2 separate regions of the Homo sapiens genome follow, and region 1 is linked to region 2. The links are chromatin loops, found by intact Hi-C in ENCODE. Cell type or tissue: PC-9. All regions are shown on one strand. Each heading gives the region's core, and the rest is flanking DNA. Links, peaks and the distances in the headings are about the cores only.

Region 1 (15,303 bases), core at 2,385-10,384, 70 kb after region 2:
TCTTTGATACGGTTTGGATTTGTGTCCCCACCCAAATCTCATGTCAAATTGGAGGAGGGGCAGAATTCCCCCTTGCTGTTCTCGTGATAGTGAGTGAGTTCTCATGAAATCTGATGGTTTAAGTCTTCCCCCTTTGCTCGCTCGCTCTCCTGCCCACCCTGTAAAGAAGGTGCTTGCTTCTCCTTCGCCTTCCACTACGATTGTAAGTTTCCTGAGGCCCTCCAGTCAAGCTTCCTGTTAAGCCTGCAGAACTGTGAGTCAATTCAACCTCTTCATAAATTACGCAGTCTCAGGTCATTCTTTATAGCAGTATGAGAATGGATTAATACATTCCTGCTTTATTCCTTATGCTCATGTGAAAATATACTGCAAGTTGCAATCCCTAAGAGTTAGTAACAATTAAATCAGAAATGCAAACCTCAGGATCATCTACATATTGGAGCCATGTGTGCCGATGTTGCTCCAGAGGGACCCTCTGCAGAGGCTGTTGGTCAGTTCCAAACGTCTCAGTCTTTCCATTATAAGTCATTATTACCAGAAAATTTAAAAAATGTTTTCAAGTACAGTTCAGCGCTTTAGATAGATTTGTTTTTCTCTTCATGTGGTAGAATCACATCTGGACATCAGTTAGATATATTTCATCTAAAAATAGCATTTATCCAATTTACTGTCACTGGAGGAGGTTTTTTTTTTAAGGCAGACTCTGCTTATAATTCTCTGTAGTCTTTCATGGCTCACTGCCATTTAATATAAAAAAAAGAAGGCATCAGATTGATTGTACGTGTAAGTGTGTGTATGGAAGCACAATGAAACAATAAGTTTCATAGACTGAAAAAAAAGACAACTGCCTTATCATTCCCCTTTTATTCATTTATTTTTTTGAGCTGTCACTGGTTACGTCGTTAAACCTTAAATTCAGAATCAGTGTGAACTCCACCAGATTCTTTTTAGTAATTACTTCAGGGCCACAAAACATGAATTTGGGGATTTTTTTTTTTTGGTCTGTTTTATTTGAGACTGGATTCTTTTTACTTATTTAGTGTGCCTTCTCAGCAACCTGCTATTTGGGTTTAGAAAGAAAGGAGGAGAGCTGTGCGTGGTGGCTCATGCCTGTAATCCCAGCACTTTGGGAGGCCAAAGCAGGAGGACCACTTGATGGAGTTTGGGCCAGCTACTTGGGAGGCTGAGGCTGGAAGATTACTTGAACCCAGGAGGCAGAGGTTACAGTGAGCTGAGATGGTGCCACTGCATTCCAGTCTGGGTGACAGAGACAGAGCGAGACTCCATCTCAAAAAAAAAAAAAAGGAGACAAATTAAAAGGAGTCAGGAAGAAGAGAGAAAGGAAAAAAGAGTAGAGGGTTAAAGCGCAGGCTCATGGAAGCCCATGGAGCAGGTGGCACACATTTAGAAGCCGAAATTGGAATTAAATCTGACTAAAGAAAAATCAGCAAGCTGCTGCTTCTACCTAAGGCGCTGACATGAATCTGAGTTGGCTCTGAAAGGGACAGATTATAAATAAGGAAGCACTTAACAGTCTATTCCAACTGCACATTTATCAAGGTCCTCCTTCGTTCTGGAGACATTTATCTTCAGGGACAGGACTCTGACCCTCCTTGCCTTGTGGCACTGGGTCTGTCTCCTGGAAGAGAACTTTGTCTTTTGAGCTGTGGTGTTTGCCCTTTTTCTCTGAAGGCACGTCCTCCCCCAACTTCCCCCATGTGATGGGGATAAATTCTGTTTTCAAAATACCTTTCAAGCAGAGTTAATGGGTCTGACCTGTCGTGATTATAATGTATTGCCCCCTGCTTGTCAAAGTGGCGTTCCTGGTCCTCAGTTAGTACAGCCTGGGCTTGGAGACCCTTTCCATGCTTTGGGGAAGGATTTACCTGACTGCCTCCACATCCTCTCCCCTTCTCCTTTGTGGCCTTTGATAGAAATGTTTAAAATGGCAGAGAGGCTGGGCTCAGTGACTCACGCCTGTAATCCCAACACTTTGGGAGGCCAAGGCAGGCGGATCATTTGAGGTCAGGAGTTCAAGACCAGCCTGGCCAACATGGTGAAACGCTGTCTCTACTAAAACTACAAAAATCACCTACCTGGGTATGGTGGCAGATGCCTGTAAACCAGCTACTCAGGAGGCTGAGGTGCAAGAATCGCTTGAACTCGGGAGGCAGAGGTTGCAGTGAGCTGAGATTGCCCCACTGCACTCCAGCCTTGGTGACAGAGTGAGACTCTGTCTCAAAAAAATAAAAATAATAAAGTAAAATGGCAGAGAGGTGTTAGGGCTAGAGCCTGAGCCGTGATGTGGAGCAACAACGGCTGAGTTGTACAGCAGGTCAGTCCAGGACCTTCGTATCATCACTACCAGGCTTTAAACAAGTGTGCTAATATCTGATCTGCCCACGGGGATGAGCTTAAACACACCCACTCAGAAAACTCTCTTCAGATCCATTAACAGAGGGGCCTTTCAATTCCTAAGCATATCCAGCCTGTAAAAAGTTTTGCAATATTCAACCCTGAGATTGGACCTGTTGAACCCTTTTCATTTTGTGAACTATTTTTGTAGATTTTTTTGACACATCTCGGCACAAATGAAACAACAGACAATGTTTTAAGAGGAGTCTCTCATTCGACTTCAGTTATTTGCAACCTTCATTTTTCACCTTTAAAAATTTAACAGATATGTGAGTGGAATAAAATTAATTTCCACCACCCACAATAGTTCATTAGTGAAATAAGGAAAGTATTTAATGGATTTGTGCTTGGTGTGCCTAAAATTATTTCACCATAACAAAAGGTCTTGAAAGACTAAGAAAAAGTCTGATGACAATTAAATTGCCTATCTGAACAGGAGTACTGTACAGCAGGAAAACATAGTCTTAAAATAGCTCATTGTAGAGCTGGAAAAGAGAGGGAGAAATACATAAAGGAAGCACAAAGGTGTTGCATATGAAATGAAAATCTTTTTTAAAAAATACCAACACAGTACTTGTTCTTTGCTTGTGCAGAGTCCCAGATTTTCACAATCTTTCATGCTTCCATTTCATTTCTGTGGGGGCGTGACTTGTTTCAGTTAGAATCCTAAGCAAACTCCATTTCTCTGCTTTAAAAGGTAAAACTTCATTCTTCCCAGATGTACAGTAAAGCTTTGGAGGCTTCACGTTTTGAAACCTACTGATTAAGAATTTGACATTTTCTGCGAAAAAATGCCCAGTAGGGCACAAAGACAGCAGGAGGGAAGGTTCAGCAAACAAAATTTCCCCCCGCCCTTTTCATACAGCACCTTCTATATAACATCAGGGGTAGAAGAGACTGTAGCAGTGATCTCATCCATAGCCTCTTTTACAGTTGAAGAAAATGAAGTACAGAGAGGGTGAATGGTTTGTCCAAGGGCACACAGCCAGTTAGTGGCCAAAGAAGACAATCCTATCTGGGTCTTTCCTGAACTATAGCACCCAAATACCAGTTCTTTTCTTTTTTTAAATTATGTATTTATTTATTTATTTTGAGACAGAGTCTCACTCTGTTGCCCAGGCTGGAGTGCAGTGAGCAACCTCCACCTCCTGGGTTTAAGCAATTCTCCCAAGTAGCTGGGATTACAGGTGCACGCCATCACACCCAGCTAATTTTTGTATTTTTAGTAGAGACAGGTTTTTGCCATGTTGGCCAAGCTGGTCTCAAACCCCTGACCTCAAGTGATTCACCTGCCTTGGACTCCCAAAATGCTGGGATTACAGGCGTGAGACACCGTGCCTGGCCCTGAACACCAATTCTTGCTTATTTATTTGATAAATGCTTGCCAGGGAGGGCTTCAGCACAAATCCATTTCATAGCTTCGTCTTTATTAATGCACTCGTTGAAAGCAATGCATTTTTTTGTGATGTCCTCTAATGCAGCATGATCAGGAAGAATGCTTCAGTTCCATGCCCTCTGCTCCTCCCGAGCCCAGCTTAGTACAATTTGAAGATGACCTGCAGGTCCCACTGCAAGGCAGCAGGTTGCCCACAGCCTTTGGTTTGTTAGGTCAAGGAATGGGTGAGTCTGGCATGTGGCCCTCCCCAGGGTAGGGATGTTCTGGAATCTTCTGGGTCCCAGGAGGCTCATTTGTCTAAGTCTTAACTCTTTCTGCTCTTTTTGACTCTGCGAGGAAAACGCAAGAAATGAAACCCGAATTTCTTTTTTATTATCTGGTAACATTTTGCCAAAATAATTGTTTTTTTGTTTTCTGGTTTTCAATCTGGTTGTGTTTTTATTTTCTTAACTTTAAAAAATAAGGTTTTGGGCTGGGCGCAGTGGCTCACACCTGTAATCCTAGCACTTTGGGAGGCTGAGGCAAGTGGATCACAGAGTTGGAGACCAGCCTGGCCAACTTGGTAAAACCTCGTCTCTACTAATAAGACAAAAATTAGCTGGGTATGGTGGCGCGTACCCGTAGTCCCAGCTACTCGGGAGGCTGAGGCAGGGGAATTGCTTGAATCTGGGAAGCGGAGGTTGCAGTGAGCCGAGATCACACCACTGCACTCCAGCCTGGTGACAGAGCGAGACTCCATCTCGAAGGAAAAAATAAATAAATAAATAAATAAATAAATAAAATAACCATTATGGCTAGCCCTAACCCCAGGGGATCTTATAAAGTGGCTGGTATTTAGTCTCTTCTTTCTGTCTGTGTTTTCCCTCCTTCTGTCATCAAGCAACTCACCCAGATGCAGAGGAAGGTTAACAGGGCTGGAAGTAGGGTGAGGCCAGTGAGCACACAACTTAAGGGGACTCCAAAAGTTCAGTACTGCAGACCAAAAATATTCAGGAAAAAACCCAATAAGAACAAATAATACAAATAAGGCCAGGCACAGTGGCTCACACCTGTAATCCCAACACTTTGGGAGATCGAGGCAGGCAGATCACCTGAGGTCAGGAAGTCAAGACCAGCCTGGCCAACATGGTGAAGCCCTGTCTCTACTAAAAATACAAAAATTAGCCAGGCATGGTCGCAGGCACCTGTAATCTCAGCTACTCAGGAAACTGGGGCAGGAGAATTCCTTGAACCTAGGAGGCAGAGGTTGCAGTGAGCTGAGATTGCGCCATTGTACTCTAGCCTGGGTGACAAGAGCGAGACTCCATCTAAAAAAAAAAAAAAAATAAGAAAGCAGTACAGTATAGCAACTATTTACATAGCATTTACATCATATTAGATACTTTAGTGACCTAAGGATGATTTAAAGTACATGAGAGGGCGTGCATAGGTTATATGTGAGTACTATACCATTTTACAGAATAGACTTGAGCGTATGTGGATTTTGGTATCTGTGAGGGGTCGTGAAACTAATGCCTGCTGGATACTGAGGGGCAACTGTATAGTCACATGGAGGGTGTTGCATTTTAGGCCAAGGAAACAGCATGAATAAATTGATGGGGGCCCTTATACATTTCCTCTTTGAGTATCATCAAGTACTTTGGTGCTGCCAGAGTTCAGGGGAGTGTAATACTCAGATTTTTTATGGTTGCAAGTAACAGGAAATTTGACTCAGAATTGCTTGGCATAAGAGGTTAGCAAACTTTTTCTGTAAAGTGCCAGATAGTACATATTTTATGCTTTGCAAGCCGCATAGTGGCCAGAGATAGGGGAGTTTTCTTCGGTAATTCAATGTCAACAAGGACCTTGTGTTCCAGCTCGCCACACTGTATTTCATAATGTTGGCAGCCAGCATATCCAGGGACTTCAGGGTCTTTTTCTATGTCTGGAGATTAAGAGGAACATTTTAATGAAATATTTTAAAAATCTGAGTTAATGCAAAAAAAAAAAAAACCCACGATGAACAAAATGTGAACATTTTAAATAAAGAGAGGACTCGCATTACTAATTTTTTCTTTTGGCCTCAGGTTCCAATATGGCTTGGTATGGCACTGAGAGTTAATGGCCAGAAATACAGTGGAATATGGCGTGTGTGTGTGTGTGTGTGTGTGTGTGTGTGTGTGTGTGTAGAGGGAAAGAGATGAACCACAAAGCCAGAAGAAATCTTAATCACAGAAGCTTAGTTCAATCAATTTTACAGGTGCAGAGCTGAGAAATTAAGTGTTTTCCCATGAATCAATCACAGAGATCTTTAAAAAGATTAAAGCTCAGATCTCTTGACCACAAATCCCGTGGATACTTACACAGCAGAGGCTTCTAAGACAGAGGAAACTCACATCTCTCCAGAAGAGGCAAGCCCAATGATTTGATCCAAATCAGGGCATATTCTAGCGCCACTCTACATAGAGATAGAGGGGTTTTTGTGTGTTTGTTTGTTTTTTTGTGATGGAGTTTCGCTCTTGTTGCCCAGGCTGGAGTGCAATGGCGTGGTCTCGGCTCACTGTAACCTCCACCTCCCAGGTTCAAGCGATTCTCCTGCTTCAGCTTCCTAAGTAGCTGGGATTACAGGCATGTGCCACCACACCTGGCTAATTTTGTATTTTTAGTAGAGATGGGGTTTCACCATGTTGGCCAGGCTAGTCTCGAACTCCTGACCTCAGGTGATCCACCCACCTCGGCCTCCCAAAGTGCTGGGATTACAGGCATGAGCCACTGCGCCTGGCCAAGATAGAGGTTTTAAAACAGTTAAGGGTCCCAGAGCACATGCATGATCTCTCTTTAGATACTGTGCCACTAAGGATTCCAGAAAAATAAAACATGGCCCAGAGATGCAGCCACAGCCTCTTTTTGGATGCCAGCGGTTCCTGTTCCTCCTCACTCCTTCCCATCCAAGTTTAGGGGAGCAAAGACTATCCTATGTGCACACGACAGTTCTGAACACAGCAAAAGTTCTGAATAAGGCAAAGGACAGCTGCAGCCTGCTGTTCCAGGTCTCACTTTTTCTTTGTCCCCTTATAGGCTTTTGCAAAGCTGTAGGTCCCATGGAGGGTGGGTAACTGGTTTACAAGGTCCAGGGATCTGTTCTAGGTCGTAGGATCAACTCATCTCAGTTTGCTTGGGGCTTTCCTACTTTTAGCACTGAAAATCTCAAGTCCCAGGAAACCTTCAGTCCCAGGCACACTGTCACAGCTGGTCAGAATCACTTTAGGTGCTTGAACCCAGGAGGCAGAGGTTGCAGTGAGCCGAGATCGCACCACTGCACTCCGGCCTGGGTGACAGAGTGAGATTCAGTCTCACACACACAAAAAATCACTGTAGAGACCAGCATCCACATTGGGACCCCACTGTGAGTTCCAGAGTCATTGTGGAGGTGGGGTGTTGACCTTTTCTCAAGAATAGGGTAGAACTCCAGCGTGTGGAGTAAAGGAGTGGATGAACTTGTTTTTCAAGCTGGGGGATAGGAACTTCTGGTAAAACCTGTCCTTCAGCCTCTGATAAGAATCAGAATCTTTTGGCCAGGGTCTGTAGGCTGAAGGCAATAAGGGTTTATCACTACCCCCATGGCACCGGGGCTGCAGGCCAGAGGTATCTGGTGAGGACCTTTGGGTGACAGGAAAGCATTGACACTGATAACAGGCAGACTAGAAAATGCTGAGATTCAATCCCTGCCACTCCTGGAATCAGGGCAGAGGGAATGGGGGCAGAAACTTTTGTATCCAAATCTACCTCCAGGGACTGGGTTTCTAGGACAACACTCCCTCCCATGCGGCCAGCCATGGAGCATCTCCCCAGTCACCTGGCTCAGCCTCCCTCCCAAGACAGGGCTGCTGGAGGAAGTGCTAAAGACATGAGATCCTGTCAACACCTGGGTGGTGTGGGGCAGTCTCCCACCTGGATTTTGAGAGGTGGCTGTGGACAGGAAGGCAAGAGTGGGAATGAAAGGTTGGAAAGTCCATCAGAGTTACCTTCCCCCTCTGGTGTGTGCGCACGCACGTGCACACACACACACACACACACACACACGTACATGCACATTTATGTACATTCCACCCTGATTAAAGCATTGTGAACTCTTATGAGAGGAAACAGAAATGTGAAGTCCTGACTGAGTCCACAAGTGAAATCTTAGTGAGTAAGTGTCTGAGCAGGAAAAGGAGTCCAGGTGCCCATTAGTTCCGGCAAATTCCCACAGTTCAGGATCTCCCTGAACAATTTCCACTGGGCTAGGACAGTCAGGGTGTTGTGAAGATATATTCAGCTTCTAGTAATAACTTCCAACATACTGGAGAGAACAAAGACTGGAGAGGTTCCAAAGAGATCACCTGCTACAGAAGGATCTGACGAGGCTGTAAGGTTATGGAATGGGTAGGAGGAAAGGTTAGGACTTAGATAGAAGGAGACTGGGGGGATGTGGAAGAGGAGGGAGTCAAGGGTTCCATTCAGAGAGGTGGGAAAGGTTCAAGAACAGCCTGCTTTGACATAGATAATAGTCTTTATTGCTTTACGGTTACTGATGTATATGTCTATTATGTCTAATTCGTCTTCCACCCATCCCCTCCACTTTCAATTTACAAGCTCCATGAAGACAGGGCTGTGTCTTATTCAACTGTGTATCTATGTTAAGTGCTTAGCAGAGTGCCTTTAACATCATACAGGCTGGGCGTGGTGGCTCACACCTATAATCCCAGTGCTCTGGGAAGTCAAGTGGGGAGGATCATCTGAGTTCAGGAGTTCAAGACCAGCCTAGTTAACACAGCGAGACCACATCTCTACAAAAAATTTTTTTAATTAGCTGGGCATAGTGGCATGTACCTGTAGTCCCAGCTACTTGGGAACTGAAGGAGGAGAATTGCTGGAGCCCAGGAGGTTGAGGCTGCAGTGAGTCATGATCACACCTCTGCAACTCCAGCCTGGCAACAGAATGAGACTTTGTCTTTGAAAAACAAAACAAAACAAAAATCATACATATATGTGTGAATATGTATAAATCATACATATATGTATACATATATAAACATATATTAAAATATATATACACATATGTGTATATATATGTGTGTGTATATATAGATAGATAGATAGATACACGTGTGTGTATCTATATATATATATATATATATATATATATATATATATATATATATATTTTTTTTTTTTTTTTTTTTTTTTTTTTTAGATGGAGTCTCACTCTGTTGCCCAGGCTGGGGTGCAGTGGCGCAATCTCAGCTCACTGTGACCTCTGCCTCCTGGGTTCAAGTGATTCTCATGCCTCAGCCTCCCAAGTAGCTGGGATTACAGGCACCTGCCACCACACCTGGCTAATTTGTGTGCTTTTAGTAGAGATGGGGTTTCACCATATTGGCCAGGCTGGTCTTGAACTCCTGGTCTCAAGTGATCCACCTGCCTTGGCCTCCCAAAGTGCTGGGATTACAGGTGTGAGCCACCACGGCTGGCCAAAAGTCATGCATATTGAAGAAACATTTCTGACAAAAATTGAAGTGGAATTTCAGAATGAGTTTATTAAAGTTTAAGACATATATCTTGGGACGAAGAATGTCTACCACAAATGTAAAAATAAGCCTGGTGAAACAAACTGATGTCCATATCCAAGCCCCCAAAATACAATTATGAATTATTTCTGTTAAAGCTTAAGTATAAAAAGTCACCCAGACTTTTTCATCAAGATCTTCATTGAGACCATGCACATCCTGTCAACCAATACAACTTTGTCTTTTTGAAAATAGTCCATAATTCCATGTAAACCAGAATGACCAATTCAGGTAAATCAGAAGGGCTTGGTATTTGCAACCTCTGTGTATTATGCAGGTTGGTTCTATGTCAGGGACAGCAAATGCCTAGCACCAGTGAGCTGCTGACTGCTTGCTGAAGCCATTGTGATGACATGTCATGACTCCTCAGGTTATGCATCTCTTCCATTTCTCTTTGATTCCTATTATTGTACTTCTTTCCCCACCTTCTATTCCTCTTCTATATTTTCCTCTTTGTCTTCCTGTATCAAAGAATCTAATCATTGCCCATGCATGCACACCCTTCTAGGTGTTTCTGTCTCTTTTCTCTACCACATCCCTCCCCAAGAGTGACAGCTGCTGGTTCCCACTCTTCCTGAGGCCTGATCGCTCAGCTTTTCCTTGGAGTCCATGAGGTTCCTTGGAGTCCACCGTCCTCCTCATACTTTAATTTGTCTAAGTAGATTTCTGTTCTTGCAACCAAAGTTACCCCAAGCCCTTTCCTTCTGGCCTCTGCTGTAGGATAGGCCTGCCAGTGGCACCTGGAGGAACTGCTCAGCCAGGACGTCAAAGGGCTATCACCCAGCCTGCATGCTATGAAGCATCAGAATATCTGGAAATGGGTGGATGTTGGTTGAATTTTCTATTTTTTAGTGGAATGTTTCAGCATCTTTTGGACAAGGCTCTCTGGCTAGCTTAAGCACCTTGTTAAGACCATTAAATGAATTTTGTGGTGCAAGACAAGGAAGATTCACGTTAATATTGCCACTAAGCCCTACCTATATGGGAGGCTTAGCTGGATATAGGTGATCAGGGATTTCTTTCTCTCTCTCTTTCTTTCTTTTTAAAGAATGGAAAACATTAAAATTGGGAAATAAAGTGGACTTTAGACTTTATCTCCCTAAAAGGAATGGCTGTAGAACAGCAAAACCTTCTTCTATTTCCAGAAGGGAATTGTGGCAAGAGAATAGAAGCTTTACGGGGAATTACTGGTATTATCAAAGGCTTTTCAAAATAGACTTGAAATGAATAGTTGTGTGCTGGTTTTATTACTGCTTTGCGAGTTTACATTTTGTTTTTGTATGGTATTTTTCTCTCCTCTATGAGATGGTTGCTAAGGCATGAGAGCAAATAACCTTTATTGTGTTGAATTTGGGACCGAACGCAATTATCTTATAATTTGGGTTCATAGTGTCATTTTTGACAGTTATATTATGAGCTTTTTGGGGAAAATTGAGCCCACATGCTGTAAGCTGCTTCCTCTTCAGTTGCCCTTCAAGTTACAACATCTATGCTCCTCTATCCCCCATTCATTTGCACTTGGGCAGCCTTGGGGCCAGATGCTGCTTGGAGGCAAACCAGACGATCCACTGTGGGCACTACCAAGCCACAGCATTGTCTGCTCTGAAGAGGCCCTGTCCCCTGTCATATGTTATTTCCAGGTGACTACATGGACATGGGTCTCAAGGGATGCTGCAAATGGTTATTACTAAAGGTATGTTGCATTGCTCACAACAAAGGGAAGTCATAAGTCAACAGAATTTTTGTACATCAAGCCAATGTTCTTAGTAGCCTTCGTGACTATTTCGGAGATGTTTTATCTTCCTTCCTTCCTTTCTTTCTTTCTTTCTTTCTTTCTTTCTTTCTTTCTTTCTTTCTTTCTTTCTTTCTTTCTTTCTTTCTTTTTTTTTTGAGACAGAGTCTCGCTCTGTCACCCAGGCTGGAGTGCAGTGGTGCGATCTCGGCTCGCTGCAAACTCTGCCTCCTGGGTTCACCCCATTCTCCCTGCCTCAGCCTCCTGAGTAGCTGGGACTACAGGCGCCTGCCACCCCACCCGGCTAATTTTTTGTATTTTTAGTAGAGACAGGGTTTCATGGTGTTAGCCGAGATGGTCTCGATCTCCTGACCTCATGATCTGCCCACCCCGGCCTCCCAAAGTGCTGGGATTACAGGCATGAGCCACCGTGCCCAGCTGTTTTATCTTCATTTCTGACTGGCCTTTAGTTGGCAGCACTTCTTACCTAATCTATCCCGTAGCATTTTTGTAAAGGAAGGTAATGAGCTATAAATAAATTTTGAAATGTACCATGGGAACACATTGCTTACAGAAATCCTTCTTTAAATAACAATTATTTTCTCTGTTCCTTCCCATTGCCCTAGTAGAAGTTTGAGTTCCCCCATAGCACACCCTGAGATAAGAGTTTAAGTGCAAATGGTTTACTCGGGAGTAATGTCAGGAAACACCAGTGGGATGTGAGGAAGTGGTACAGGGAAGGGAAGGACATCAATAAGAGATACAACATCAAATAGGTTACTACTGTGGGTAAGTGGGGCTAAATCCTGCCAAGGATCCCTGGGAGGCAGCATAGAAGACACACCTCAGAGTTATACCACCTAAGGGCGAGGGAGCTGGGGTATTTATATACCAACTCCTTCAGTCATTAGTCAAGGGCTGCTCAGGGGTGGGAGTGAGTTGCCATTTCCCAGCACTTCTGCCTTCTACATGGGCAGGGACTACCAAAACCCAAGAAAGCTCTCAGGCAGAGATGTTAAGTGCTGATAGTTGGAAGCCAAGCCAGTGTATGCTGAAATGTAGAGGCTGGGAGGCTGTGGCCAGGACACCCAACATCTGCTACCCTTAGCTCCCCGGAGCATGTGAGAAGTCAACTCTCCATTGCTCCCGAGAATCACCACCAGCATTTTATTGTGCTTAAGACACACATTGTCTTCTATGTGCATTTTCTGCAAACCTAAAAAGGGTTGTAAAGACTTATTAGAAAAGTGAAGTGTTTTCCCTCAAAATATTTCTTTATGTAGAAATATGAGGAAATGGAGCCAGTGACCACAATAAATAGATTAATAAAAATCCTTTTCAAAATGTCCCCACCCATCATTTTCAGTGGATAGAGGATATAGATGCTAACATGTACAGCCTTTATTTTCAATATGGTCTTTAAACCACCAGCAGTGGCTTCTCATGTTTGGCATAGGCTCGCCCCTTAGATGCTTTTTGAAAGTGTCTACATATCCCTGGGTACCTCATGGACTATGGTGTGGCAGGGAAACCATCTGTAAAGTGCCCAAGTGGGCAGGGGCCAAATGGGGGTATGTGATGCCTGTTTTTGAGGGAAAATACTTCATTTCCCTAATGACAAGTCTCTAAAAGCCATTTTTCTTTCTTTCTTTCTTTCTTTTTTTTTTTTTGGTTTGTAGAAAATGCACATAGAAGACATTTACCAATAAAAGCTGGTGGTGATTCTCAGGAGCAACAGAGAGAGTCGACTTCCTCTCACGTGCTCCAGGGAGCTAAGTGCAGCAGATGTTGCTGGTGTCCTGCCCACAGCCTCTCAGCCTCTACATTTCAGCACACACTGGCTTGGCTTCCAACTGCCAGCACTTATATATCTTCCCCTGATAGCTTTCTTGGGTTTTGGTAGTCTCTGCCCATGCAGGCAGAAGTGCTGAGAAATGACCACCCACCCTCACCCCTGAGCAGCCCTCGACCAATGACTGAGGGAGTTGGTATATAAATACCCCAGCTCCCTCGCCCTCAGATGGTGTAACTCTGAGCTGTGTCTTTTATTCCTAGGCACCACCTCCAAACACACTCACAACTGAAAGTGTGATTCAATCCAGCCATCTTAATTCCATCAACATCTCTTGGAAGTTCTGGATCTTCTTGTCCCCAGTGAGTCCTGCTGCTCTATTTATCCCTAATGGCACTCTGGCAGCTGAACCAATCATACCCTACTCAAGCTCCTATTGCTTTGAGAGTTTTTAAGTCTCTCTAGGTTCCTAACATAGCATCGGAAAGGGATCTTGGTAATGAAGAAAATTAAGCTCATGGAGTCTCTATTGCACACAGATGCCACAAGAGAGTTGAGCTGAACTTCTTGAGATCCATATTAATGAGTTGGCATCTGGGCAACGTGGAACCCAGAACAGTTGTATATCAGGTCTGCCTAAATGGTAGCCTGCATCCGTTATCAGATCCATTGACCATTTCCATTTTGATTCCTAATTCTTGTCCTGGCTATGTAATTTGTGACATTTCAGAGCTAGAAAAAACCTTAAAGATCATTTAGCCAACTTGTTTTACTAGTAAGAATATTGCATTCTAGTGTAGTTAGGTAATTTACCGAGAGTTCAACAGCAGCTGAAGAACTGAGCCTGGGGGACAGAGCCAGACTTTTCCACTTCGCTGCAGCAGCATTTCTCATTGAATTTGGTAGAAGCAAATGTTTCGTTTCACAAAGTTTTTTATTTTTTAAATGCCTGCTTAAGGCAGTGCAAGGCACTGTAGGGGATTTGAAGAACAAGTGCCCTCATGGCTCTGAGCAATGCAAACGTGAAGAAACCATTACACAGTATAGCAGAGATATTTTATTTTAATATGTGGGTCCATGTGATAAACTGAGGCACTCACCCTGGCCCTCATGCCCTGATAAGCTTGCTGCCACAGGTGAGGAATCTATCCTTCCTAATCTGTGCTAGGACTCAGGGGTTCGCAGATGAGACAGGAGCTGACATCCATGTATGGTTAGGATAAGGGAGTAAACCGCCCCACTGTGCAGTCCCGTCTGCCTTGGCCAACCTGACTTTGCAAGCTGAGCCTGGTTGCCTGGCAAGAAGATGCCTGGCCTTGCTTCCATACACCTGCAGCCACATTCTGGTTGCACAGCCTCAGGCAGGTACTTAATCCTTTTAAAATTCAATGTCTTCATCTCTAAAATACTATAAATAACAGCATCTACAGTGTTGGCTGGTGATGAAGACTAAATGAGGTAACACATGAAATTCTTAGTACTCAAAAAATCCTTCTTATTATTGTCATTTTTACCCAGTTGCCACCTTCGCCCCCGGCCCTAAAATAGCTCGCATTTCTCCATCTCTCCTATAGAGTTTTCCTATCATCACTTTCCCCCCAGCTTGCCACTCACTAACAATTTTCTCCCCATTCTCTTGCACTGTCTGCTTACGCTCTTTGCCTCTTGCTTCTGGCTCTCTTTCTCCCCCTATTCCTACTCCTCCCACTGGTCTCTATACCTTCTTACACCTCCTGTTCATTTCTCATTCCGTTTCCTATTTTCTCTGTTTTCTTGCAATTTATGTCTTTCATCCCAGCTCCCCAGTTCCCACCCCCAGCCATTTTCCTGTTCCCACGCTACCAGGAGGTTCTCTTTCTTCTCTGCTACTATTTCCTTCTCACATTTATCTTTCCTCCCCTCTCTTCCCCCTTTTGCATCCCCTAGCTGCCCCTTCCTAGGCCCCCCCTACTCTGCTGTCTCCCATCTTCCATGCCCAAGGAACTCAACCTCCATCCCTGACCTCTTCCCTTCGTGGTTTTTATCCTGGAAGTGCACTTGCCCGCTGCAGTAGGCAGCCTCTTAGATGGCCACTGATGTGGTCCCCCCTCCTGGCTTTCATGTTCTCATGCCCCCATGGAATCCACTCCCCTTCAGTGTGGGCTGCACCTAGTGACTCGACAAATACAGCAAAAATGATGGGATGTCACTTTTAGCTTAGATTTTAAAAGACTGCTGTTTCTGTCTTGGCTGCTTTTTGCCTCTGAGGAAAGCCAGCTGCCATGTTGTTGTAAACTCTCTGACTGAGAGAGCAACAGAGCAAGGAACTGAAGTCTCCAGCCAACAGCCAGGGAGGATCTGAGGCCCACCAGCAGCCACAGGCACAGGGCTGGGAGCAGAC
Region 2 (15,303 bases), core at 2,503-10,502:
CCACCGATCCCACAGAAATACAAACTACCATCAGAGAATACTATAAACACCTCTATGCAAATAAACTAGAAAATCTAGAAGAAATGGATAAACTCCTGGACACATACACCCTCCCAAGATTAAACCAGGAATAAGTTGAATCTCTGAATAGACCAATAACAGGCTCTGAAATTGAGGCAATAATTAATAGCCTACCAACCAAAAAAAGTCCAGGACCAGATGGATTCACAGCCGAATTCTACCAGAGGTACAAAGAGGAGCTGGTACCATTCCTTCTGAATCTATTCCAATCAATAGAAAAAGAGGGAATCCTCCCTAACTCATTTTATGAGGCCAACATCATCCTGATACCAAAGCCTGGCAGAGACACAACAAAAAAAGAGAATTTTAGACCAGTATCCCTGATGAACATCGATGCGAAAATCCTCAATAAAATACTGGCAAAGCGAATCCAGTAGCACATCAAAAAGCTTATCCACCATGATCAAGTCCGCTTCATCCCTGGGATGCAAGGCTGGTTCAACATAGCAAATCAATAAATGTAATCCATCACATAAACAGAACCAATGACAAAAACCACATGATTATCTCAATAGATGCAGAAAAGGCCTTTGACAAAATTCAACAACCCCTCATGCTAAAAACTCTCAGTAAACTAGGTATTGATGGAACATATCTCAAAATAATAAGAGCTATTTATGACAAACCCACAGCCAACATCATACTGAATGGGCAAAAACTGGAAGCATTCCCTTTGAAAACTGGCACAAGACAGGGATGCCCTCTCTCACCACTCTTATTGAACATAGTGTTGGAAGTTCTGGCCAGGGCAATCAGGCAAGAGAAAGAAATAAAGGGTATTCAATTAGGAAAAGAGGAAGTCAAACTGTCCCTGTTTGCAGATGACATGATTGTATATTTAGAAAACCCCATTGTCTCAGCCCAAAATCTCCTTGAGCTGATAAGCAACTTCAGCAAAGTCTCAGGATACAAAATCAATGTGCAAAAATCACAAGCATTCCTATGCACCAATAACAGACAAACAGACAGCCAAATCATGAGTGAACTCTCATTCACAATTGCTACAAAGAGAATAAAATACCTAGGAATCCAACTTACAAGGGATGTGAAGGACCTCTTCAAGGAGAACTACAAACCACTGTTCAACGAAATAAAAGAGGACAAAAACAAATGGAAGAACATTCCATGCTCATGGATAGGAAGAATCAATATCATGAAAATTGGCCATATTGCCCAAGGTAATTTATAGATTCAATGCCATCCCCATCAAGCTACCAGTGATTTTCTTCACAGAATTGGAAAAACTCCTTTAAAGTTCATATGGAACCAAAAAAAGAACCCTCATTGCCAAGACAATCCTAAGCAAAAAGAACAAAGCTGGAGGCATCATGCTACCTGACTTCAAACTATACCACAAGGCTACGGTAACCAAAACAGCATGGTACTGGTACCAAAACAGATATATAGACCAATGGAACAGAAAAGAGGCCTCAGAAATAACACCACACATCTACAACCATCTGATCTTTGACAAACCTGACAAAAATAAGAAATGGGGAAATAATTCCCTATTTAATAAATGGTGCTGGGGAAACTGGCTAGCCATATGTAGAAAGCTGAAACTGAATCCCTTCCTTACACCTTATATAAAAATTAACTCAAGATGGATTAAAGACTAAAATGTTAGACCTAAAACCATAAAAATCCTAGAAGAAAATCTAGGCAATACCATTTAGGACATAGGCATGGGCAAGGACTTCATGTCTAAAACACCAAAAGCAATGGCAACAAAAGCCAAAATAGACAAATGGGATCTAATTAAACTAAAGAACTTCTGCACAGCAAAAGAAACTACCATTAGAGTGAACAGGCAACCTACAGAATGGGAGAAAATTTTTGCAATCTACCCATCTGACAAAGGGCTAATATCCAGAATCTACAAAGAACTTAAACAAATCTACCAGAAAAAAACAAACAACCCCATCAAAAAGTGGGCAAAGGATATGAACAGACACTTTTCAAAAGAAGACATCTATGCAGCCAACAGACACATGAAAAAATGCTCATCATCACTGGTCATCAGAGAAATGCAAATCAAAACCACAATAAGATACCATCTCACACCAGTTAGAATGGCAATCATTAAAATGTCAGGAAACAACAGATGCTAGAGAGGAAGTGGAGAAATAGGAACACTTTTACACTGTTGGTGAGAGTGTAAATTAGTTCAACCATTGTTGAACTGAAGATAGTGTGGCAATTCCTCAAGGATCTAGAACTAGAAATACCATTTGACCCAGTGATCCCGTTACTGGGTATATACCCAAAGGATTATAAATCATGCTACTATAAAGACACATACACACTTATGTTTATTGTGGCACTATTCACAATAGCAAAGACTTGGAACCAACCCAAATGTCCATCAATGATAGACTGGATTAAGAAAATGTGGCACATATATACCATGGAATACTATGCAGCCATAAAAAAGGATGAGTTCATGTCCTTTGCAGGGACATGGATGAAGCTGGAAACCATCATTCTGAGCAAACTATCACAAGGACAGAAAACCAAACACCACATGTTCTCACTCATAGGTGGGAATTGAACAATGAGAACACATGGACACAGGGTGGGGAATATCACACACTGGGGCATGTCATGGGGTGGGGGGCTGGGGGAGGGATAGCATTAGGATAAATACCTAATGTAGATGAGGAGTTAATGGGTGCAGCAAACCAACGTGGCACAAGTATATCTATGTAACAAACCTGCACGTTGTGCACATGTACCCTAGTACTTAAAGTATAATTTTAAAAAATGTTGTGTTGAGTGGGGTGAATAATAAAATTATTGGGAAATAAGAGCCATATAAACTGTATTATAGAAGCTATTTCACATAATTACTATTATGTATACAACCATGACCTTTTTCAGAAGTGGTCTGAGTGTTTTGCAGTGATGGTTTAAAGAATGCATAATTTGTATAGCAGGAAGAAGAAAACTATAGGAATCTGACACCAGCTTGTTCCATAAGCTTAAGTGTGAAAAGGAACATAAAACTTCAAATCCTGCATATCCCAAATGCATGAGTATTGCACATAAAATGGCCGTGACTGTGCACGTGAGCCTCTGCATGAAAGTTCCCTGCAGAGGCACCCAGATGCCCACTTGTTTAGCAATTCCAATCTGGGAAGACTGCTACATGCTACTGTTTGACTTGAATTATATTTTCTTATCTGTCCTTGATCTTATTTCTGAGTGTAAAAATGTGAGAATTTATCTTAATGCTAAAAATATGTTGTTCTAGTCAAACTAGATTTAATTTTTGGATAAATCTCACTCCTTAAGTTTAATCAGCAGCAGGCATTATATTTAGTCTTAGACTAACAGGAAAAGATCCAGGCAACGTGTTCTTGGTGCTGCCAATATTGTGAGATAGTCTCTTTCACCTTCAGACTCTAAGTGAAATATTTTATTGTACGATTTTATATTCCTTAATAGAGAGCATATCTCTCTCCTAGGTATACATCTACATCTATAAACATCAATCACTGATGTTTTTAAGGTGTCCTTTGAACATTAAATAACCACAGTGTGAACATCCTAGATTAAAAAAGAAATCTCAACAAGAACTTGATTGATATCACGTATTCAGGATCTATCTCAGGATCCATGCCATTGATAGGAAAGAAGGAGTCTCTCCTCTAGAGTATATTTCAGGCATAAAATATTAAATAGGAATTCATAAAAGGCATATTACTCATCTTAAATCAATTCACCATGCTAACAGTCAGTGTTGAATACAGCTTGTGGTATTGAGCTCTTACATAGGGTAAGTTAAATTATTAGATAAGATCTTAAACATGAAATATGATCATAGAGCTTAGCAATTCAGAGCACCTTCTCTGGGGTCAGACTGCCTAGAATGGAATCTCTACCACGCACTGGCTGTGAAATCTTAGGTAAAGTTTTGTGACTTCTCTAAGGTCCAGTTTTCTCATCAGTAAAGTGGGGCAAAGATGGATGGATAGATAGATAGATAGATAGATAGATAAGGATAGGTGATAGATATATACATTTATGAGAATTAAATAAGCTAATATGTATAAAGTGCTTCGTATAGTGCCTGGAATGTTGCAAGCACTGAAATAATGGTAACTGCTTAATTATTATTATCATGATACTATTATTAATCATATTATCATATTGTTATTATCACATTGTTATATCATTCTAAGCAAAAATATTTTATCATCATATTGCTATATCTAGGCAAAAATATTTAAACAATTGCCAATTATTACATGATACAGTTATTACCACATTTTACTCTCTTCCTTCATCAGAAATAAAAACTAGGCCCAACCTTGCATCAAGTTAGACCATATGCCACAGAGATGATGCTGTGCTTAAGAAGGCCCAGTGCCTCCAACTCTTATAGAGTTGCAGCATTTCTCATCTGGATGGTGTCCCATAGACCATCTGTGTCAGGACCTTTATCTACAGGAAAGAAGAGTGAGCCCAACCATAGTGAGGTGTGAAGACTGCAGAGCTGGGAGCCACAGGGGTGGTGTCCCCAGGAAGGGAGTTCCCAGCCCTAGGCTCCTTCCTGCCCCTGGCTCTCCCTGCCTTGACCTTTGGGAATCTGCAACATCTCCTTTTTGAGTTGGCTTTTTCCTACATCACACACACACACACACCACCACCACCAGCAGCAGCAGCAGCCCCAGGAGACTGTCTCCCAGAATTCTTCATACCTGTTTGGAAGATGACCTGCTAGAAAACCGGGATCTCTCAAAACTTGTCTCTTGCCCCCAAAACTGATCGCGTTTCTTCTCATTTGGGTCTCTTCTATATTCCTGTCGTCTCAGACAAGCCTGAAGAACAACAACAATAAAATGTTTGTCTTAGGACCATGGCAAGCTTGGGTAACTTTATGCTTAACTCCAATGGTGAGGAGCATGAAATAAATGATATGCATCTCCAGGTGTTCATCAAATACCTCTCACCAAGTATAAAGACCAGGTATCACTCTTCCCTTTGCTTAAAACGCAGGTCAGGCCGGGCGCGGTGGCTCACGCCTGTAATCCCAGCACTTTGGGAGGCCGAGGCGGGTGGATCATGAGGTCAGGAGATCAAGACCATCCTGGCTAACAAGGTGAAACCCCGTCTCTACTAAAAATACAAAAAATTAGCCGGGCGCGGTGGCGGGCGCCTGTAGTCCCAGCTACTCGGGAGGCTGAGGCAGGAGAATGGCGTGAACCCGGGAAGCGGAGCTTGCAGTGAGCCGAGATTGCGCCACTGCAGTCCGCAGTCCGGCCTGGGCGACAGAGCGAGACTCCGTCTCAAAAAAAAAAAAAAAAAAAAAAAAACGCAGGTCAGACGTAATAGCCATTACTTTAATAAATTCAAACAATAAACATACTGAGAGGCATTTTGTCAAGAATGTACCCAACTGTTGCCTTCTCAAGGAGGGCAGCACCTGTTACACCTTGTGAATTTCTCTTTCTGGTCATTCTCTTCATGGCCCCTCCCTCTTCCTACCTTCACTATACTGTGACCCTGGAGATGACACCCTAGTTGCGGGATGAGAATTGTCAACATCAGAGCATGTGTGTTTCCTGCACTTGGAATCTCCTCTGTTAGAAGCTCTCTTGGCAAAACCGACTGATCTACTAAAAAGCCTGCTGCTGTGGCCTTGCCTCTCTTTAGTTTCCTCTGCCCTCTCTTCTCCAGGCCGAATTAATTGTCAGAGTTGCAATGTATATTAATTTAAGCTTGAATTATACATATTTTTTTCCTATTGTAGGTAGTTGTTTGTGGTTTTGAGCCTGTTTCTCCTGCTGATCATTGAGAACCCTGAGAGTAAGGACAACTTCTTATCTTTGAATCCCCCAGCATCCAGCATTTAATTTTAGCTGAATTGCAGCTGGCCAGGTGCCCAGAGGCTCATGCCTGTAATCCCAGCACTTTGGGAGGCTGAGGCAGGTTGATCACTTGATGCCAAGAGTTCGAGACCAACCTGGCCAACATAGTGAAACCCTGTTTCTACTAAAAATATAAAAATTAGTTGTGGTGGCACATGCCTGTAATCCCAGCTACTCAGGAGGCTGAGGCATGAGAATTGCTTGAACCTGGGAGGCAGAGGTTGCAGTGAGCCAAGATAGTGCCACTGCATTCCAGCCTGGGTGACAGAGCAAGAGTCTGTCTCAAAAAATTAATAATAATAATTTTAGTTGAATTGCATTTTTGCTTTGGAGGAAAATATCAATCCCTAAGTGCAAAATAAGAAAAATAAAATTACCAATGAAAATAATTCCCCATGTTTCTTAACAAAATTAAAATAAAATCTGGTACCAAAATATTTCTCCTGTAGTACTAGGACTGAACAAACCTGAGGATATCATGTACTATGGAAATTTCAACTGATTTTAAGTACCTCAAAATAGTAAAAGTTTTTTTTTTCCCCCCAAGATGGAGTCTCGCTCTGTCACCCAGGCTGCAGTGCAGTGGCACGATCTTGGCTCACTGCAACCTCCACCGCCCTGGTTCAAGCGATTCTCCTGCCTTAGCCTCCCAAGTAGCTGGGGTTACAGGAGTGTGCCACCACGCCCAGCCAATTTTTGTATTTTTAGTAGAGACAGGGTTTTGCCATGTTGGCCAGGCTGGTCTTGAACTCCTGACCTCAGGTGATCGGCCTGCCTCAGCCTCCCAAAGTGCTGAGATTACAGGCATGAGCCGCCACACCCAGCCCAGTAAAACTTTTTTGGAATGTTTCTATACTTGCAGATCCAGTAGCCCAATTCAACTTTGCCTTGCCAGGGCCAAATTATCCACTGTCATAGAAAATGAATTTGAAGTAAAGACCAACAATATTGTTTGTAAACTAGGCCTGACAACTGCCCTTCCTGGCTGGGTTGAGAAAGGAAAGATTCCTTCAGCACGTTTCACGCCCTCTGTTAGAAAAAGCATCTCCTTCCGTGATGCAGTAGGACTTACCAGAATTTCACGCCATGAGTAAGCCTGACATTATGCTGTAAGGTTAAGAATAGAAATGACCCGATACTAACAAAACATTTACTCCTTGGAATTGGGACAGTTATTCACATCGTGCTTTATGTCTGAATTGCAGGTGACACTCTAGCCTCCGGGCTCATCACAGCAGCCAAGTGGTCACCTGCAGGAAGTGGAATCCTAGATTCTGGGGAGAGAGATGCAGCTTCACTCCAACTTGCTTGGGAAGGGACAACATCTGTCCCACAGTTAATCTTCTTTTCAAAAACTATGCCACATAGATAGTAAGTCATCATAATAAACACTGGACTCTGTTTGTTTTAATAATTTAAGCAAGAAAAACCAAAGAACACTAGGCAGTAACCATAATAAGTTAAACAAAACAAACAAAAAACACCCAATCATAGAGAAACCCAGGTAATCCTAAAGGGAGTCGGCTGGAAAGTGTAACGAAGTTCAGCTAAACGTGTGCCTTTGTTGTTCCAATCCTTTTACAAGGACTTCAAATGGGAGCTTGTGTTTGGAAAGAGCACTGGCGTGGAGTGTTGTTTCCGAAAGGGGCAGATGTCTGTGCCGTCCTAACCTACTGGTATTAAAGGCAAAAGAAGAAAATGCTGATGGGCTGAAAGTGGAGGAGGCAGTGTTAGCAAATGCACCAGGACCAAGGCAGATTTTGTGGGATGAACAGAATTCTTGTGGGCTGAGTGTTTTTTGAAAATTCTCTCCAAGAATGCATACGACTTAAATATTTCTTTACCAAAAGGGGAGGAAGAATAGATTGGTTTGCAAAGTTGAAAAAAATTTTTTCCCTCTAGTTCCTTGTTCCTCTTTTTACAGAGGAGCAGAACAAACCAGTGGCAAGGCAGGTACTTAAACTTTTATCTTGACAGAGCCAAGCAATCTTTCTACGTAAATCAAACATGAATCCTCTCAAAGTTATAGCTTTGCTGAGAAGGAACACAGGGGCAGAGCAAATATCCAGACTCACAGTCGTAGAAGCAGCAAGAACCTTTGCCTTATTCCCTGCAAGGGCTGGTTTTCTTTGTATTTGTAATTGTAAATGATTTTCTGTCAGCTGTTGATGTTGTTTTTGTGCGGGGCGGGTGGGGGGAGCCTAAGGTGACTGGGCAGGGGAGGACAGAATCCATGGGTCAGGAGAGGAATGTATTTGTAATTCATAACCAATAGCGGCTTCCCTTACCCTAGACTTTAAGAACATTCTCCCCTTTCAATTGCACGTGTCAGGATTCGGATGGCTATAAATAAGTCTCTGATCATGTGGCAAAACTGGCCGAGGGCAGTCTTGAAATTGAAGGCTTCAGGTAACTTTTTATTTCTTCCTTCTGGGAAGATCAGGGCTTCTTCCTTCCCTCCTCCATTGGTGTTGACCCCCCACCCCCCTAGTGCGTCCCCCTGACTACAGCATACGTAGTCGGGCTGCCTTTTGTACAGAAGGTACCACTGTGGGGGCAAAATGCAGAATGTGCATCAATGTCTGTGGGGATGACGTGGGTTTTGTGACTCATTGTAACTCAATCCTGGTAAACACGACAATCCCCAGCTCTGCCACTTTCTAACATAGTGACCTTGGGCGAGCTGACTAATGCCATTGATTCTTGCTTTCCTCATCTGTAAGAGGAAGTTGCAGATTGTTGATATGTTAACATCAACAAGGCATACAGTTGGTGATATGTTAATAATGGCTGGCCCTTGGGGAGTGTTCAATCAAGGGTGCCTACTAACACCATCACCATCACCACCACCACCATGACTACCATTTCCATCACCATCTCCATCACCACCACCACCTGCACCACCACCACCACCTCCATCACCACCACAACCATCACCACCCACCACCACCACCTCCATCAACCACCAACGCCTCCATCACCACCACCACAACCATCACCAACACAACCATCAACCACCACCACCACCACCTCCATCACCACCATCACCTCCATCACTACAACCATCACCACCACCACCACCATCACCACCACCACCTCCATCACCACCACCACCTCCATCACTACCACCACCACCTCCATCACCACCACCACCTCCATCACCACCACCACCACCTCCACTGCCACCACCACCTCCACCACCACCACAACCATCACCACCCATCACCATCCCCTCCATCAACCACCACCACCTCCATCACCACCACCACAACCATTACCACCACCACCATCATCTCCCTCACCACTGCTGCCTCCATCAACCACCACCACCTCCATCACTACCACCACCTCCATCACCACCACCACAACCATCACCACCACCTCCATCAACTACCACCAACGCCTCCATCACTACCAACACCTCCATCACCACCACCACCTCCATTACCACCACCACCATCACCTCCATCACTATCACCACAACCATCACCACCATCACCACCACCATCACCACCACCACCTCCATCACTACCACCACCACCTCCATCACCACCACCACCACCACCACCTCCACTGCCACCACCACCTCCACCACCACCACAACTATCACCACCCACCACCACCACAACCATCACCACCCACCACCACCACCTCCATCACCACCACCACCTCCACCACCACCACAAACACCATCAACCACCACCATCACACCTCCATCAACCACCACCACCTCCATTACCACCACGACCTCCATCACCACCACCATCACCTCCATCACTACCACCACAACCATCACCACCATCACCACCACCATCACCACCACCATCACCACCACCTCCATCACCACCACCACCTCCATCACCACCACCACCACCTCCATCACCACCACCACCACCTCCACTGCCACCACCACCTCCACCACCACCACAACCATCACCACCCACCACCACCTCTATCACCACCACCACCTCCACCACCACAACCCCATCAACCACCACCATCACACCTCCATCAACCACCACCACCTCCATCACCACCACCACAACCATTACCACCACCACCATCATCTCCATCACCACCACCGCCTCCATCAACCACCACCACCTCCATCACCACCACCACCTCCATCAGCACCACAACCATTACCACCACCTCCATCGACCACCACCAACACCTCCATCACCACCAACACCTCCATCACCACCACTACCACGTCCATCAACCACCACCACCACCACATCCATCAACCACCACCTCCATCATCACCACCACCACCACCTCTATCAACCACAACCACCACTACATCCATCAACCACCACCACCACTTCCATCACCACCACCACCACCTCCATCATGACCACCATCACCACCATCACTACCATTTCCATCACATCTCCATAACCACCATCACCACCTCCATCACCACCACCACCACAACCATCGCCACCACCCCCATCAACCACCACCACCACCTCCATCACCACCACCAAAACAGTCACCACCACCACCTCCATCACCACCACCACCACAAACACCATCACAACCATCACCACCACCACCACTACCACCTCCACCACCACCACATCACCACCAAACCCCACCACCCATCTCACCTCCCCACCATTACCACTGCTGCCTCCACCACCACTGCCACTCCCATCACCACCAGCAGCTGTCACAGCCTTTTAACTGCTGTTCTCAATCCCATTTCCTGGTTTACTTCTATATTTCTAAAGTCAGCCTTTGCCAAAGCATATGACTCTGATGTTGGTTGCAGAAGAAGAGAGAATCTTTCTGTCTAGTCCTGAGGTTCATCCTTGTTTTTCTGCCCTGTAAGTAGAGGTCTGTTTCCTATACCCCAGCCAGCCAACTGAGCAGCTCCTGCTCTCAGTCATTCAGGGTCACAATGAAGCCGCTTCTCTTCGACATTACAGCTCTCTGAGTCCATAGTTGTGCTCAAAGTTCCTTTTGTTTCTTTCATTATCAATCTGATCCCTCCAGTCATCATGTGACTTCAGAAGCCATGTGCCCCAGGAACACTTCCCAGCCTCATAATTCTGGTATAAAGCCATCAGAACCACGACCCGACTTTACATCTCCAGCCAGAATGGCATCTGTTCCTCTATCTCAGGATGCACTTTGAGAAGTGGGAGTTGCCACTTCCTTCAGTTGGTTTCTTTTTGTTGTTGTTCTTGCGATCTGACTTGCATACCCCAGAGTCTGGCATTTTAATTGTCCTCGGTGACATTATTAAAGTTCATTAATTTTAAGAGGTCAAGAAATCAAAGGCATAAAAACAGTTTGAGATAGTATTCCCCTCCAGCTAGTTTTTTTTCCTGTTTTGGCTGTGAAGAGTAGAGCAACACATACCTCAAAGGTGAGCCAGGAGGAGAATCCCTCACCTCCGTCCCTATGGGAAGAAAAGTTGATTTATCCCCATTCCAGCTCCCTGAGTGGACAACTCCAAACCCTTGCCACCCGCTATAAAGTCGCCTATCGTGTCCTTGAACACATGTATATTGAGATATTTAGTTGATTTGCACTTTAAAGAATCAAGATGAATAAGTGACATGAAATGAAACCAGTTTGAACACATTTAATAGAGTATAGAAAATCACTCTGAAATGCCAAGTGTAATCTTTGCCTTCAGCTTTCCAGTGGACATTAATGGCTAAATTCTGCCTCCAGTTACATAAATCATTTGATCAAAAAAAAAAAAAAAAAAAAAAAAAAAAGAAGCTAGGCAGCATGAAAATCCTTGAAGCAATAAAGCCAAATTCTGAGATGGCATATAATTATATACTAGTTACCAGATTCTGAAATAGCATGCAATATGCCAAATAGATGTTTATTTCCTCTTGTTTTCTCAAAAGGGTCCCACCCAACCACTGAAAGGAGTAGTATCAAAATAACTCAGGGCGAGGTTAGCCCTCCTCTCTTGCTGCTAGCACAGAGACCTGCAAAGACACTGAGAATTTGCTGCATACCAACACTTAGCGTATTTTAGGCTGTAGCAGGAATGGTTTACACAAGAGGTTTCTAAAGCCTTCAACTGGAGCCAGTTCATTAAAGGTGAGTGGAGTACAGGAAGGGACACACACCAAATGCAGATGATTTGGGATTCGTGTCTAGTTATTAGGTCTTAGCCTGTTTGTATGCCCTGAAATGGGGAATCCCTGGTCACACTGGACCTGGAGTGAAAGCTGGGATTTCCATAGGAAGTCACTGGCCAAACTCATTGATGATCCAGAGTGCCAATATCCACCCACCACAAAGTCACCATAGCCAATTATCTAAATACACATGGGCTGTCTATGAGCTGAGTTACTGAGGGGTCACTAACGTCATGCAATTGATCCTTTTTTTTTTTTTTGAGACAGAGTCTTACTCTGTCGCTGAGGCTGGAGTGCAGTGGCGTCATCTCGGCTCACCGCAACCTCCGCCTCCTGAGTTCAAGCTATTCTCCTGCCTCAGTCTCCCGAGTAGCTGGATTACAGGTGTGCACCACCACACCCGTCTAGTTTTTGTATTTTTAGTAGAGACATTTAGCCAGGCTGATCTCAAACTCCTGGCCTCAAATGATCCACCCGCCTCTGCCTCCCCAAGTGCTGGGATTACAGGCATGAGCCACTGCGCCCGGCCTACATCATGCAATTGATTCTTAAACCACTACTTTAAATTCTTTCTGGAACCAGGCAAGGGATAGATTAATAATATAACAAAAAAAATTTGCTGCTCCCTGCAAAGCAGTTACTGTGGGTTGCCATTTACTTACTTCAATGATATTTAGAACATCTTAAAGACAACCAGATTTATTTTTTGCAGACCTTGTGGTAAGTGGTTTTGAAAATGCTCAATGAGAGTGGATTTGACTTTTAGGAATAGTCACAAGTCAGCTGGCTCTAAGTCTGACAAGCTTAGTTGATAGCCAAGTTAGGCAACACAGGCTTTCATGAATGTCAAGGCAATTGGTTCAACATTGAAGAGGGAGACTCAGCCCCTGCCCTTAAGAAGTCGTGGTCCAGGTTGAGAGGATGTCACACAAAAGACAATGTGCAGCCGGGTGCGGTGGCTCACGCCTGTAATCCCAGCACTTTGAGAGGCCAAGGTGGGTGGATCACTTGAGCCCAGGAGTTCGATACCAGCCTGGCCAACATGGTGAGACCCCCGTGTCTCTATAAAAATACAAAAAATGTAGCTGGGTGTGGTAGCACATGCTTGTGGTTCCAGCCACTCAGGAGGCTGAGGTGGGAGGATAACTTGAGGCTGAGAGGTTGAGGCTGCAGTCAGTTGTGACTGCACCACTGCACCCCGACCTGGGCAACCACTGCACCCCCACCTGGACAACAGAGCAAGACCATGTCTCAAAAAAAAGAGGGAGAAAAAAAGACAATTTGCAATGCAGTTTCATAAGCTCTGTGCAGGAAGCATGAAAAGAGTGCTGCAGTACTAGAGTGGTGGAAATATTCTAAAGTTATGATAGTTATGGCTGCAAACTTGGTAAATTTACTAAAAGTCTTTAAACTGTACACTTAAAACAGGTTGAATTTTATGATATATAATTTTTTTTTTGAGACCGAGTTTCACTCTTGTTGCCCAGGCTGGAGTAGAGTGGCACTATCTTGGCTCACTGCAACCTCCGCCTCCCGGGTTCAAGCGATTCTCCTGCCTCAGCCTCCTGAGTAGCTGGGATTACAGGTGCCTGACACCACGCCCAGCTAATTTTTTGTATTTTTAGTAGAGACGGGGTTTCACGATGTTGGCCAGGCTGGTTTTGAACTCCTGACCTTGTGATCTGCCTGCCTTGGCCTCCCAAAGTGCTGGGATTACAGGCGTGAGCCACCACACCTGACCAGTAAAGTTGTTTTTAAAAACAGCTACTATGTGTATGAGCACAGAGATTCCCTTTAGTTCTAAATTAAAACTATGATCCTCACCACCTTTGCCCAGGGGAGCAAGGTGAAGAAGGGGGAAGAAGACGTTGGCAAAGTGGTGAAGTGTAGGTTGGTTTTGCTTAGGTTTTGAGTCTTGGGCCTGCCTTTAAGTGAGGGAAAGCACAGAGGAGTATCCTATATTCCAATGGTATCGCCACATTTACATTTTAGATAGGTTTCAAGGAAACAGTCTGACAGATGGCAGGACTGGATGCTAGGAGGCCAGTTATAAGGATATTATAATGGTCTTGGACAGAAATTAGGGAAGTTGGAACCATGGGGTGGCAACAGGGTAAAAAGGAAGGCACAAGTGCGTGAGTTCTTAGGTATACTTGGCAGGACTTGGTAACTGGTGGGATGGGGATGAGGAGGGAGAGGAAGAGACAGGGAAGGCTTAGACCATAGGAGGGGCAGCAGGGAGATGGACATGGGGATACAACCATGGACATATTTGATTTCAGCTGCCTGTGTGACATCCAGGTAGACATAGCCAACTGGGAAATACACATATGACTCTGATGCTCTGGGGAGACCCAGGATTACAAGTCTTAGTATAAAGTGGTGGTTGAACCATAGCAGAGGATGAGATGAGTCACAGTGACCTTGTGAACTAGAAAAAAATTGGGCTGAGATGGAACCCTAGGGAAATTAACATTTGAGAGCCAGGGAGATGAAGAGTACATAGAAAAGAAAATGGAGAAAAATGTGAGAGAAACAGGAAGAAAATCAAGAGAGTGTGATGTCAGAGAGCCAAAGGAGGCTGGATATGGAGGCTCATGCCTATAATCCCAGCACTTTGGGAGGCTGAGACAGGAGGATGACCTGAGGCCAGGAGTTCGAGACCAGCCTGGGAAACATTAAAAAAAAAAAAAAAAAAGAAAGCCAAAGAGTCATGTTTGAGAAGAAAGGAGTAATAACGTCAAAGGTAGTTAAGACTGCAGAAAATAAAGACTGGGAAGGAGCCCGGTGAATTTGGTTACTGACGTTAGCAGAAGAATTTCAGGAGAGGAGAGCGGAGGTGATGGTCGGGCTGAAGCAGGCCAGGGAATCCATGGGAGGGCAGGAAGCAGAGACAGAAATGGAGCTGGCTGTTTGGGGACATCTGGGATGAGGCAGGAAGAAGCCAGCGCTGCAGCTAGAGAAGGACACGATGTCTACAGAAAGCTTTGCTCTTTTGTTCTTAAGATGGGAGAGACTTAAGCACGTTCGTGGACTGAGCCAACAAGAAAGGAAATGTCAAAGCTACCAATGAGAGGCCTGTGGATGGCAGGGGCTGGAGAGCAGAGGGCCTCAAATCAGGATCTCAGGCTGGGTACCAGCAGGAAGAGGGTCACTTCATCCTCCAAGATGTGGGGACTAGATGGTGTGTAGCCTGGAGCGAATGGGAGGAGGCTGAGTGGGTTCTCACCTGCCGG

What was found. Peaks named below come from ENCODE experiments on the same cell type or tissue, not always from the same donor. Only the 100,000 strongest peaks of a DNase experiment are listed, where the experiment ranks them.
Region 1: it touches region 2 in a loop (10-fold over the local background); 4 of 110 quality-filtered maps call a loop at or near these places.

Annotation. Positions count from the first base shown.
Region 1 is chr17:62,853,751-62,869,053 of GRCh38, forward strand. No RefSeq gene overlaps it. Among named protein-coding and RNA genes, the nearest start is that of MARCHF10-DT, 53 kb to the left of the region's middle. RefSeq lists enhancers at 14,794-15,295, 15,296-15,303. In PC-9, for the core only: no CTCF peak of the experiment used is centred there; DNase peaks (open chromatin) are centred at 7,341, 7,931 and 8,731; H3K4me3 peaks cover 997 bases; H3K27ac peaks cover 3,749 bases.
Region 2 is chr17:62,783,696-62,798,998 of GRCh38, forward strand. It overlaps MARCHF10 (membrane associated ring-CH-type finger 10), which reads right to left. Exons shown (of 11, transcript NM_152598.4): 3 at 4,785-4,904. Among named protein-coding and RNA genes, the nearest start is that of MARCHF10, 17 kb to the right of the region's middle. In PC-9, for the core only: no CTCF peak of the experiment used is centred there; DNase peaks (open chromatin) are centred at 3,846, 7,076, 7,816, 8,626 and 1 weaker place; H3K4me3 peaks cover 1,168 bases; H3K27ac peaks cover 5,578 bases.